Linked DNA regions of Homo sapiens: region 2 is linked to region 1. The links are chromatin loops, found by intact Hi-C in ENCODE. Cell type or tissue: dorsolateral prefrontal cortex. All regions are shown on one strand. Each heading gives the region's core, and the rest is flanking DNA. Links, peaks and the distances in the headings are about the cores only.

The links. Peaks named below come from ENCODE experiments on the same cell type or tissue, not always from the same donor. Only the 100,000 strongest peaks of a DNase experiment are listed, where the experiment ranks them.
Region 2: a loop joins it to region 1, with 3 times the contacts of the local background. A loop is called at or near these places in 2 of 110 quality-filtered maps.

The regions. Positions count from the first base shown.
Region 1 is chr15:93,802,447-93,807,833 of GRCh38, forward strand. No RefSeq gene overlaps it. Among named protein-coding and RNA genes, the nearest start is that of LINC02207, 51 kb to the right of the region's middle. In dorsolateral prefrontal cortex, for the core only: no CTCF peak of the experiment used is centred there; no DNase peak of the experiment used is centred there.
Region 2 is chr15:93,860,451-93,865,837 of GRCh38, forward strand. LINC02207 (long intergenic non-protein coding RNA 2207) reads left to right here. Exons shown (of 4, transcript NR_120321.1): 2 at 4,924-5,198. Among named protein-coding and RNA genes, the nearest start is that of LINC02207, 6.6 kb to the left of the region's middle. In dorsolateral prefrontal cortex, for the core only: no CTCF peak of the experiment used is centred there; a DNase peak (open chromatin) is centred at 2,521; H3K27ac peaks cover 834 bases.

The DNA.
Region 1 (5,387 bases), core at 271-5,270:
GGCAGACAATCTAATTTTACTAAGATTGACCTTGCTTTGGGAAGACATGGAAATGTTTCATCCAAACAAAATATCATTGAAATTGCCAAGACATTAGAAGAATAACCACACACCCATTTTAAGGAGACAGGTTGCAGTGGTGAAAATTTATTTTCTGAGTATAGCTTTTAGTTGTTGTTGCTTTACTTGTCAACTTGGAAATCCAGGATCCTGGGGTTAATTTCCAGGAGGGAAAACCAGAGAGAAGGGTAGTACAGAATAAAATGGAGTCCACAGGGTTTGAATTCAGACATACTGCCGGTGAATTTAGCTGGGCTACTGGATTCCTAGTTTGTGACATGGGGTGAGTCCAAGCTTCAATGTTTTTATAGCTAAAAATAAAGATACAAACGGCAGCCTTCAGTGCTGACTAAACAGGATAACATGGCAAAAGAGCACATTTATGAAGCATTTATTGTTGCCAGGTATGATTTTAAGCACTTGACGTGTATTGTTTTTGACCCTTATAACAACCCTTGCAACTCTGTTACAGGTGAGGAGAAAGAAAGGTAACTTCCTGAAGTCACAAAGCTAGGGAACACAGGGTGGCTACATAAACCCACACAGCCTGCTGCAATGTCCTCCACACGTCCTTTCTGAGGCACATTCATCAAAGGGATGAATAAGGTCCCGAGCAGCACCGAATATGCATTTGATGTTTGTCTTCCTGAAAGATTACCTGTAAATGACCCATGTAAAATGTTTAGCTGTCCCTGGCCGGCAGAAGGCACACACCCCCAAAAGGAGGCAATGGAAACCAGTTCTCTAGCTCCTTTCTCTCACAATAAAAAGGACCAATAATCTTTAAACATCCAGAAGTTCTTTCTGTCTTGGAAAAGGCCTTCCAACAGGCCAGCAAGAGGAAACCATAAATCCTCCACGTTGAGCAAGAAACGTCTGCTTCATAAAGGTAAATTCAATCTCAACTTTGAAGTATAAAAAGTGAAGTATGAGAAGTCAACGTAAGCCAACGACAAGGGATCCCAGACAGCAGCAGGCGGGGAGCTTGGGCGGCAGGGCCACGGGCAGGCACAAAGACAGCCACAGATCAGCTGCAGCCAGGGAGGCCGCTGGCCGGAGTCAGATCAGATCTGGCTGCCGGCGATATTGCCTCTCCAGGAGACAAAGCCAGGCGGCCACCGGAACCCACGGGTGGCTGCACATCTGGAAAGCGGAGCCCCGGGATGAATTATGCATGGATTACCTTGCACTTGCGCAGGAATGTCTGTTTATTCACAGCAGAGGAGCAGAGACAAGGAAACCTGTTTCACACCTGGCATTTAATTTAGAAGGGATTGCTTCTCCGGCTGAAGGAAAAGCCATCTGAACTGCGCAGTCCTGGCTCTGCACTGGGGTTCCCGCAGCCAGCGCGTTATGTGCCTTATGAAACCTAGAGCCTTATTTTTCAATGCACTCTGTAAGACTGTGTGTGCGTGCACGTGGTGGTGGGGGTGGTGAGTGTACAAATGTGTGTGCACATAGCCACTCCTATGGGTGTAAGCACTGGACATGGCCCACATGGCAGGCACCCAAAGCATATCCGGCCCAATCTCTAAGTGTCCCCCACCCCTTTTCGGCTTAGCTCCATAAAAGTCACGAGGGACAGGGCGGGTGGCTCACGCCTGTAATTCCAACACTTTGGGAGGCCGAGGCGGGCGGATCACGAGGTCAAGATCGAGACCATCCTGGCTAACATGGTGAAACCTCGTCTCTACTAAAAATACAAAAATTAGCTGGGTGTGGTGGCATGTGCCTGTAGTTCCAGCTACTGGGAAGTCTGAGGCAGGAGAATCGCTTGCACCCGGGAGGGGGAGGTTGCAGTGAGCCAAGATTGCACCACTGCACTCCTGCCTGGGGACAGAGTGAGACTCCGTCTCAAAAAAAAAAAAAAAAAAAAAAGTCACGTGGAACCATCGTGCAGTGCTGAGCTACACATGTTACAACACATCCCCGGGTAGCTCCCCCAACCGCACCTTTCATTTTATTTGGGATTTATCCTACTCTTTGGATTTGCTAAATGTGAAAATTCCGCGAAGAAACCAATCCATTCTACCGGCTCCGAAGCAACAGGTTATTATGTAAGGCAGTGAAAGTATCTCACTGAGCACCGCTTTGGGGATTGTTGAATTAAGTTCTTCCTGCTACAGAACCCTTTTGTCCTCCGATCAAGTCCCATCTCTTTGTAAGCAAAATGGAAATGTCCCTTGGCATACGTAGCACTCTGTTTTCAAGTTGTTTATTCTGTTTTTCAAAATTGTTTACACATTGTAATTGTACATATTTATGGGGTTAAATCTGAGGTTTCCATACATATCTATGTTGTATAATGGTCCAATCAGGGTAGTTAGTGTATCCATGACCTCATGCATTTATCATTTCTGTTTGTTCAGGATATTGGGAAGCCTCTCTTCTAGCTATTTTGTAATATAGTAAAGATACTTTTAATTAAACTGTATAGCTGTTTGCTGCACTGATGTTCTCTGAGAGAGGCAGGACACTTTTTATACCATGTGAAAACGGATTTTCCAGAACAAAAAAGTGTGGAAATTAGTTTATTGAAGATTCTACATTGCAAAAGATTTATTAAAGTATTGGTTTCAAATCAGTGCTTTCTCTTATACCTATAGAGAGTATCCAGGACAAAATGAAATAAAAAAAAAATAGAAACTACTCATGGGACAGGCACTGGCTCAATTAACAGTTATGCTTCCTTGTATGACCCTCTTTAGGGTATATATCCCTCAATGGGTAATCGATTTAACAAATACTGAAGTCTGCAATAGTCTTACAGACCTGTTCACACTCTCCTTTGGTACTTCTTTCCTTATACTGTTTATAAAATATATAATAATTGTGTGTGTAAATATATCCATATTTATATTTATTTATGGGATACCATGTGATGTTTTGATACATGCATGTAAAATAATTAAATCAAGCTAATTAACGTATCACCTCACTTATCTTTTTTTGTGGTAAGAACAAAATCTATTATTTTAGCAATTTTAAAATGTACATTATTATTAACCATAGTCACTATGCAAAGCAGTCTATCACTAAAACTTATTCCTCCTGCCTAACAGATGCTTTCAGCTGACAAAACTTACTTCTGTTGCAATGGCTAAGAATGTACTCTTATAAATAAAATACTCTGTAATAGCTACTGTCTTCTAAGGTGTGAGGTATGGCATCATTTTTATCAGTAGGAAACTGCTCTTTTTTAAAAAATCACTCTTCCATGTATAGAGATGGGTGGAGGCACAAGAAAGGAGAGGTTGCATTTCCAAAATATTTGCTTCTGTATTGCTGAATGGTGAGATTCAAAAGAAAAATCCCTTGTTTAGCAAAATTCACAGTTGAGCCCCTGTGGATGCACAGAAAATCCACAGGAGGTATGGAGGCAAAATGCTTTAGTAGATAGCCTAGGGAGATTGAGTTTCTCGAGGAAGCTGAAAGAAGCAGTGTGGTCCTGCAGAAAGAGGTTGGAGAGAGATGGAGAAGTGCCTGGAGGCTACAGAGAAACATACCTGCACTCTCATCATGCAGAGTGGTCAACACACTTGTAAATAACAAAGTCAGATGTCTTGTTCTAGGCCATTTGCTTTTCCTGCTGCATGAATTCCAAATCGTCATTGCAAATCTCTACACCATGACAGTGTTGTTTTGGGGAAAACAAGGAAAAGGGCCAAGTTTCTTGTTGGGTTGTCATGAAGCAGGTGTGGCAATAAATGTGCAAGATCCTGAGGGGGAAGTATAAACCAGGGTAGGTCATTGGACTTTCCAGAGAATGCAGGATAGCCAGTTTGGGACAATGTTATTTTATTCTCATTGGAGAGAGTGATTCTGTTTCAATCATGTGCCGGAGCCACTCTTGAGAGGCAACTGTTAAATATTCAGCAATTTTGCAAGGTGGTTGTCAAGCCACTAGTAGCTGGAAATTGGGTATGATGGGAGGATTTGCATCTAAGCTATCAGCAAACACTTCAAATCAGGGTTTTATTTTAGGTTGCCAGTACACCATTGATCTATGCTCTAGCAATAGCAACTGAGTTGCAGTTCTCAATTAGACCATCCCCATTCTTTGATGCCTCCTGTCTATATACGATGCTCTTTCTGCCTGGAATATTATCTTTGACATTGTGTTCTAGAAACTATCTATGGCTAATAAAAGACGTAAGACTCCCTTGGAGCAGGACTCCCTCTGTGCTCCAAGTGTCTTGGATATATCTGGACCGTGACACTGAGTCTATTGCTTATAGTTTTCTGTTTTCCTACGCATAGCCCTTCTAAATTGTCATCAACTTGAGGTCAGGATATGAATCTCTTTTTAATTTGTGTGTCTCCACTATCAAACTTAGTGCCTGGCATTGTGCCAGCCTCTCAAAGTATATATGTTGAATGAACAAATGAATCAAAGAACAGCTGCTGTGACTATATAGCGGGCATGAGAGAGACACACACGCTGTGCATGACTCACAATCTAGTGGTTCCAGAGGGAGAGGAAAAAGCAGTAACAAAATAAACAAAACTGGCAGGGCACTGTGGCTCATGCCTGTAATCCCAGCACTTTGGGAGGCTGAGGTAGGTGGATCACCAGAGGTCAGGAGTTTGAGACCAGACTGACCAATATGGTGAATCCCCGTCTCTACTAAAAATACAAAAAGAATTAGCAGGGCGTGGTGGCACACACCTGTAGTCCCACCTACTTGGGAGGCTGAGGCAGGAGAATCGCTTAAACCCAGGAGACAGAGGTTGCAGTGAGCCGAGATCGCGCCGTTGCACTCCAGCCAAGAGCGAAACTCTCTCTCAAAAAATAAAAATTAAAAAAAAAAAAACCAATAAACAAACAAAACCAACAACCTTGGGACTAACAAATTTGCAACAAAACCTTACTTAGCGGTAATTATTCCATCTGTTGGTCTAATTTATTCTGAGCACCAAGGAATGAAAATAGTTTACCCAAAAAAGGTCTGAGGAAGCCCACACCTATGTTATTTATTCCAAGAGAAACCCTGGGTCCCTCTTCTTCAAGATCCAGCACTCTCCACACATTGTTGACAGCCTCTGTTTTGCAGCCTTTAAAGCCACAGTAGTTTAAAAAGAAGATTAGCCAGAGGAGACTGTTACACGTGGACACACTGATAACAAAGACAAAGTATGACTGTCAGCTTAACAGGAGGAAAGAGAGAAAAAATATAAAAATACACAAACACAAGAAGCAGACCTGAGAACTCTTTCCTCATCCAAAGCAATTTTTGAAACCGTAAAAGTTTCCTAAAGAAATTGTACTGGAAAGTTGAGTTTCAGAAATACTTTGTAGAAAAGAAAAAATTTGGCTGGGCGTGGTG
Region 2 (5,387 bases), core at 80-5,079, 58 kb after region 1:
CATACAAGTACCCTCCTCCCTGATATGACAACTAAAAATGCCACCAGACATTTGCCAAATGTCCCTGAGGAGTGAGGAAGACGGGGGACAAAATCACCCTTGGTTGAGACATTTATCTATGTGTGTAGGTTGCTATTATTTGCAATCCTAACCCTGGAAACAAGAAAAATCTCCCAACATCTGACCTGGAGGCTTACAGAAAAAAAAGTGCTTGTCAGTAACCATTACACTTCGATTTGGGATTCCTGGGTGCATAGCAAAATAGAAAGTCGTCAGTTTTGTTTTGCTTTACTGATGTGTGCTTTAGGGGAAAAGCAAAGTGATCTGGTTGTGCTTGAATGAGATAGTGGTATTTTCATAACACAATTAGAATGGGGAAAAATTGCATGCAATTAGGTTGAAAGATGCCTTCTTTAAGATGCACTTGGCATAACAGAGCCAGCAGGTTGCAAATTATGGAATGTAGATTTTCATTATCGGGTCTGCATAATGTATAGCTTGCATTTAACAACCAGGTCTGAGGGTGGGTAGGAAGCATGTCAATTGTTTGGTGCGGTAACTAAGGCTTAACACTTTCTACCTCTGGTTTTTTTTATTGCTGTTGCCTTAATTTAAGCACATTTGCCGCTATATTTGCATTTTCTTCAGTTGCTCTTTTTTCTAGTGTATTACCATCATGGTCGCTGCCATTGACTATCAGCATCCTGTGGAAAATCATTTTAGAATCCTCCCAATGCTGGAGAGAGCAGAGATGTGAAGCCTGGCCATCCCCAACCCGGGCATGCCCAATGAGATGACTGGGAAGACCATGGCCTCAGTTTTTTCACTGGACAAAATGGGAGGAGGGGCAGTCGATGCTCATTTTCCAGTTCCTGCCTGACCCTCTCTGACCCTTTACTTTTTAAATCATTCATCAAATGACCATTTTAAAGTTTTAAAAAATTTTCAGTTCATCATTACTATCATTTTTCATCATATTTCACTGGGGCCTTATTCTTGCCAGGAAACTCTCTGCCCTAGTTCAAAACCTAGCTTACCACTTATGACAGTAGTCCCCCCTTATCTGTGGTTTCACTTTCTGTGGTTTCAGTTATCTAGTCAGCCACAGTCTGAAAATATCAAAAGAAAAATTTCAGAAAGAAATAATTCATATGTTTTCAATTACGCACTGTTGCTGAGTAGCGTGATGAAATCTCTCTCTGTCCCTCTCTATCCTGCCTGAGACGTGATGCATCCATGTGTCCGGCGTGTCTGCGCCGTAGACAGTACCTGCCTGTTAGTCACTTAGCAGCCATCTCGGTTATCAGACCGGCGGCCATTGTATTGCAGCAGTGCTTGTACTCAATTATTTAACTCAACTATTCTATTTTATTATTAATTGTTGTTAATCTCTTCCTGTGGCTAATTTATAAATTACACTTTATTATAAGGTATCCATATACAGGAAAAAACATAATATACATAGGATTCAGTACTATTTGTGGTTTCTGGCAACCACTGCAGGGGGGTTGCCTGGAATGTATCCTCATGGACTACTGTAGCTGGAAAATTGACTGAACTTCTAATCAGGGGTCATAGTCAAAATAGATAAAATTGTTGAGGCTCAACCAGTTCAAGCAGATGACAGCACAGCCCAGGAGCAGGTACTGGGAGTTCCTGCTGTACCAGGCGCTCAGCTTTGAGTCACTGGATCATGTGAAAGCAGGGAGGGGAACAGGCCAAGTGGGGAGCAGTCAAAGGAGGTGACCCAGAGGAGGACTTGGAGTAGCCAGAGTACAGGAGAGTGCTTGGGGGAATCAGGGTAGCAGATTTACCACAGATGCGGAAGCCACAGACTGTTAGTTCCGAGACTGATTAAGTCTCACCTGCCTCATACAAAATGGAAATTCAAATAGTGTTTATTGATAGGGTTATTATGGTGCTTCACGGAGATTTTGCAAGTAAAGCACATAGCATAAGGCCTGATGCAGCATAAGTGCTCAATAAATATTAGCCAATATTATTATCATTACCCGATTGTGTCTTCCATATCTCTTTTTGTGTTTCTTCATTGCTTTATCCTACCCACATGTCTATTCTGTGCATTTCTGGTTCTATTTCCCCATTTCTCTATTGTTCCTGTTTAAAGTTTTCTCATGTCCTTAATGTTGTTTCTGCCCTTTTATGTTTCTCTATTTTATTTCTCCTTTTCTGTTAGTATTTTGTCATGCATATCTCCCAAATTTATGTGGGAATGAATATGTGAATGGAATGGGAATATGAGGCACAAAGCAATTTTCAAAATAATGGATGCCTGCAAGTGAAAACGAAGGGAGGGGGATATTTCACTGGCACCATAACTGGGATTCACAGACTTTCTGCTGAGTTTTGAGGTTATGGAAAACCCATGTGCCTGTATGACAGAGTTCTGTCCATGGGAAAAAGGAGACTTAGAGGAGGGTGTCTGGGGTGTTGTGTCAGGGCCAGAGACTGAGCTACGGGCAAATAATACAGTACGTTCCCAGACTTGCGTCAGAGCCCAAGAGGAAGGAAGAGCGCGGTGAAAGCTGAGGAAGTCATTTATGTAACGGACTCTGTGAGATCAGAGACAAGGAGTAAAATGCCTGAGCTCAAGTGACAACAAGCAACCCCAGACTAGAGACAGGATCCTTCTCCCCACTTCGAGCAGATCCCAGCATGAATCCTGCAGTATGGTGATGGCAAAAGTCAGTGCAGGACCACTGGGACTCCTGGAGCTTCTCACATCTCTGAGAGCACCAGCAGCAGGTATTTTGCTCAAAGCAGAGGTGTTCTCAGGGGGGGATGGTTTGACCAAATGTATCTACGGTGCCTTGTGGGAGTGGGCATAGCATGTGAAGACCAGAATAAAGACCTCGTAAGAGAAGTGGTTGTCAGCTGTCAATGATGCTCCAAATAACTGAAATTCATGGCGAGTTAGAGTCATGTGGGGTGATGCAAAGATTCTGAGGGTACCCGTGGAAGCTGCAGTCTAGCAGAGTGGGTTTTAAGCACTGAAGTTACCTCATTTGTGTCTACAGGCTGGGCTATGGGTTGGCTGTTTGACCCCCTCAAACCTCATGTTGAAGTTTGATTCCAGTGTTGGAAGGGGGTCTAATTCGAGGTGTCTGGGTAGTAGGAGCAGATCCCCATTAATAGATGAATGCCCTTTCTGAGGGGAGGGAGTGACTGAGTTCTCACCATGTTAGTTCCCATGAGAGACAGCTGTGAAAAAGAGCCTGGCACTATTTCTCCCTCTCTTGCTTCCTCTCCCACCATGTGATCTCTGCACAGCCAGCTCTCCTCTGCCGTTTGCCATGAGTGGAAGCAGCCTGAGGCCTCACCTGATGCAGATGCCACTGCCATGCTTCTAGTAGAGCCCACAGAACCATGAGCCAAACAAACCTTTCTTCTTATTGTTTTTCTTCCCAACTTTTGTTTTAGTTGGGAAATAAAGGCCCAGTGGAGTGTTTTCTCCACTGTGTTGTGACAGTGGGCCATGAACTTGCCTCATCTTCCTAATAGTTATCTACTACTTAATGTCCGAAGAAACATATGTATTGGCTTGACTAATGTTACATTTATGTTGTTAAGAAACATGTACTCAGGGGCTACATGTGCAGGTTTGCTACATGGGTAAATTTCATACCATAGGAGTTTGGTGTACAGATTATTTTGTCATCCAGGAAATAAGCATAGCATCTATAGGTATGTTTTTGATCCGCACCCTCCTCCTATCCTCCACCCTCAAGCAGGCTTTGGTGTCTATTGTTCCTTTCTTTGTGTACATGTGTACTCCATGTTTAGCTTTCACTTACAAGTGAGAACATGAGGTATTTGGTTTTTTGTTCCTGCATGAATTATCTTAGGATAATGGCATTCAGCTCCATCCATGTTGCTGCAAAAGACACGATCTCATTGTTTTTTAATAGTGGCATAGTATTCCATGGTGTATATATACCATGTTTTCTTTATTCAGTCCACTGTTGATGGGCATGTAGGTTGACTCCATGTTTTTGCTATTGTGAATAGTGCTGAGATAAACATACATGTCCATGTGTCTTTATGGTAGAACAATTAATATTACTTTGGGTATACACCGAGTAACAGAATTGCTGGGTCAAAAGGCTGTTCTACGTTAAGTTCTTTGAGAAATCTCCAAACTGCTTTCCACAATGGCTGAACTAATTTACATTCCCACTAACAGTGTATAAGTATTTCCTTTTCTCTCCAATAAACCTCTTGTCTTTATAAATTACCCAGCCTCAGATATTCCTTCATGGCATTTCAAAACAGACTAAGACATGGTGGTTGTCTGAAGTTATAGAGGCAGATACAAAAAGGAAAATTATGCTAATTACTACTTCTAACCTCATCCCTCACTCCACCTTTCAGAAATTAGGATTAAGTATGTCTGGGGCAAGGCCCAGGAATCTGAACTTTTAACGAGTACACCATCCTCCCCTTCTGTTCCTATCCTAGATCCTTAGAATATACACAAAGTTTTCATGGACCACACATTATGAAACACTGGATTAGCGCAAAGTGAAATGCTTCCAGAGTAGGAGCCACTATTCTGAGGAATCTTGGAAGAAAAAGTATCAAAATATGTTACTATGTTTTGGGGGGATAGAGACAGAACTTAAAATTGATTGAACTCCAAATATGGCCAATTTTTTGGATGATTTAATCTTTCCCTAAAGCTCTTTGTTTACCCATAAAATGTGAACTTTCCTTGACTTTGACTGGGTATGGAGTAGATTGATGGTATTGACTGATATTTTTGAGTGTGTAGTTTGTGGTTTTATGAGGCATTTTTATATTGTCTTTACACTTTTGGAAAGTATATGCAATTGCTAAAACTTCAACGTTATCTTTTTCTTTTGATGAAATAGAAAACATCGCCCATTTCATCTGTTTCTTCAGTCCCCAGATAGCAGATGACTGGTAGGAAGATGAGGCAAGTTTGCGGTCCATTGTCATGGATAGTGGAGACAACACTGGGCCAGAAGTGGTAAGACCTGAATCCAAGACTCAGCTCTGCCACTTGCTAAATGGGACTTTGAATAAACCATTTCTCTGCACTTAAGTTCCTTACCAACAAAACGAGGGAAGTGGCCTACATGCCTAGATATCAACATTTCATGTCACGTAGAGATCTAGCATCACAAGAATCCAAGTCATCCTCTGTTGCCTTTAAGGTAAGCGCTGTTGAAAAATAATCAGCTATCAGAGTGCTCAATTCCAGTCTTCAATTACGTAAAGAAAACCAATACCGTATACCTCTTGGCCTGCCCATTTCAGGACAGGGTGGAGGAGGCAGAAGGAAGTGGGAGTTGCACTGGGGAGGGAGAGAGACTAGCTCTTCCAGCTGCTCTTATGATGAGGAA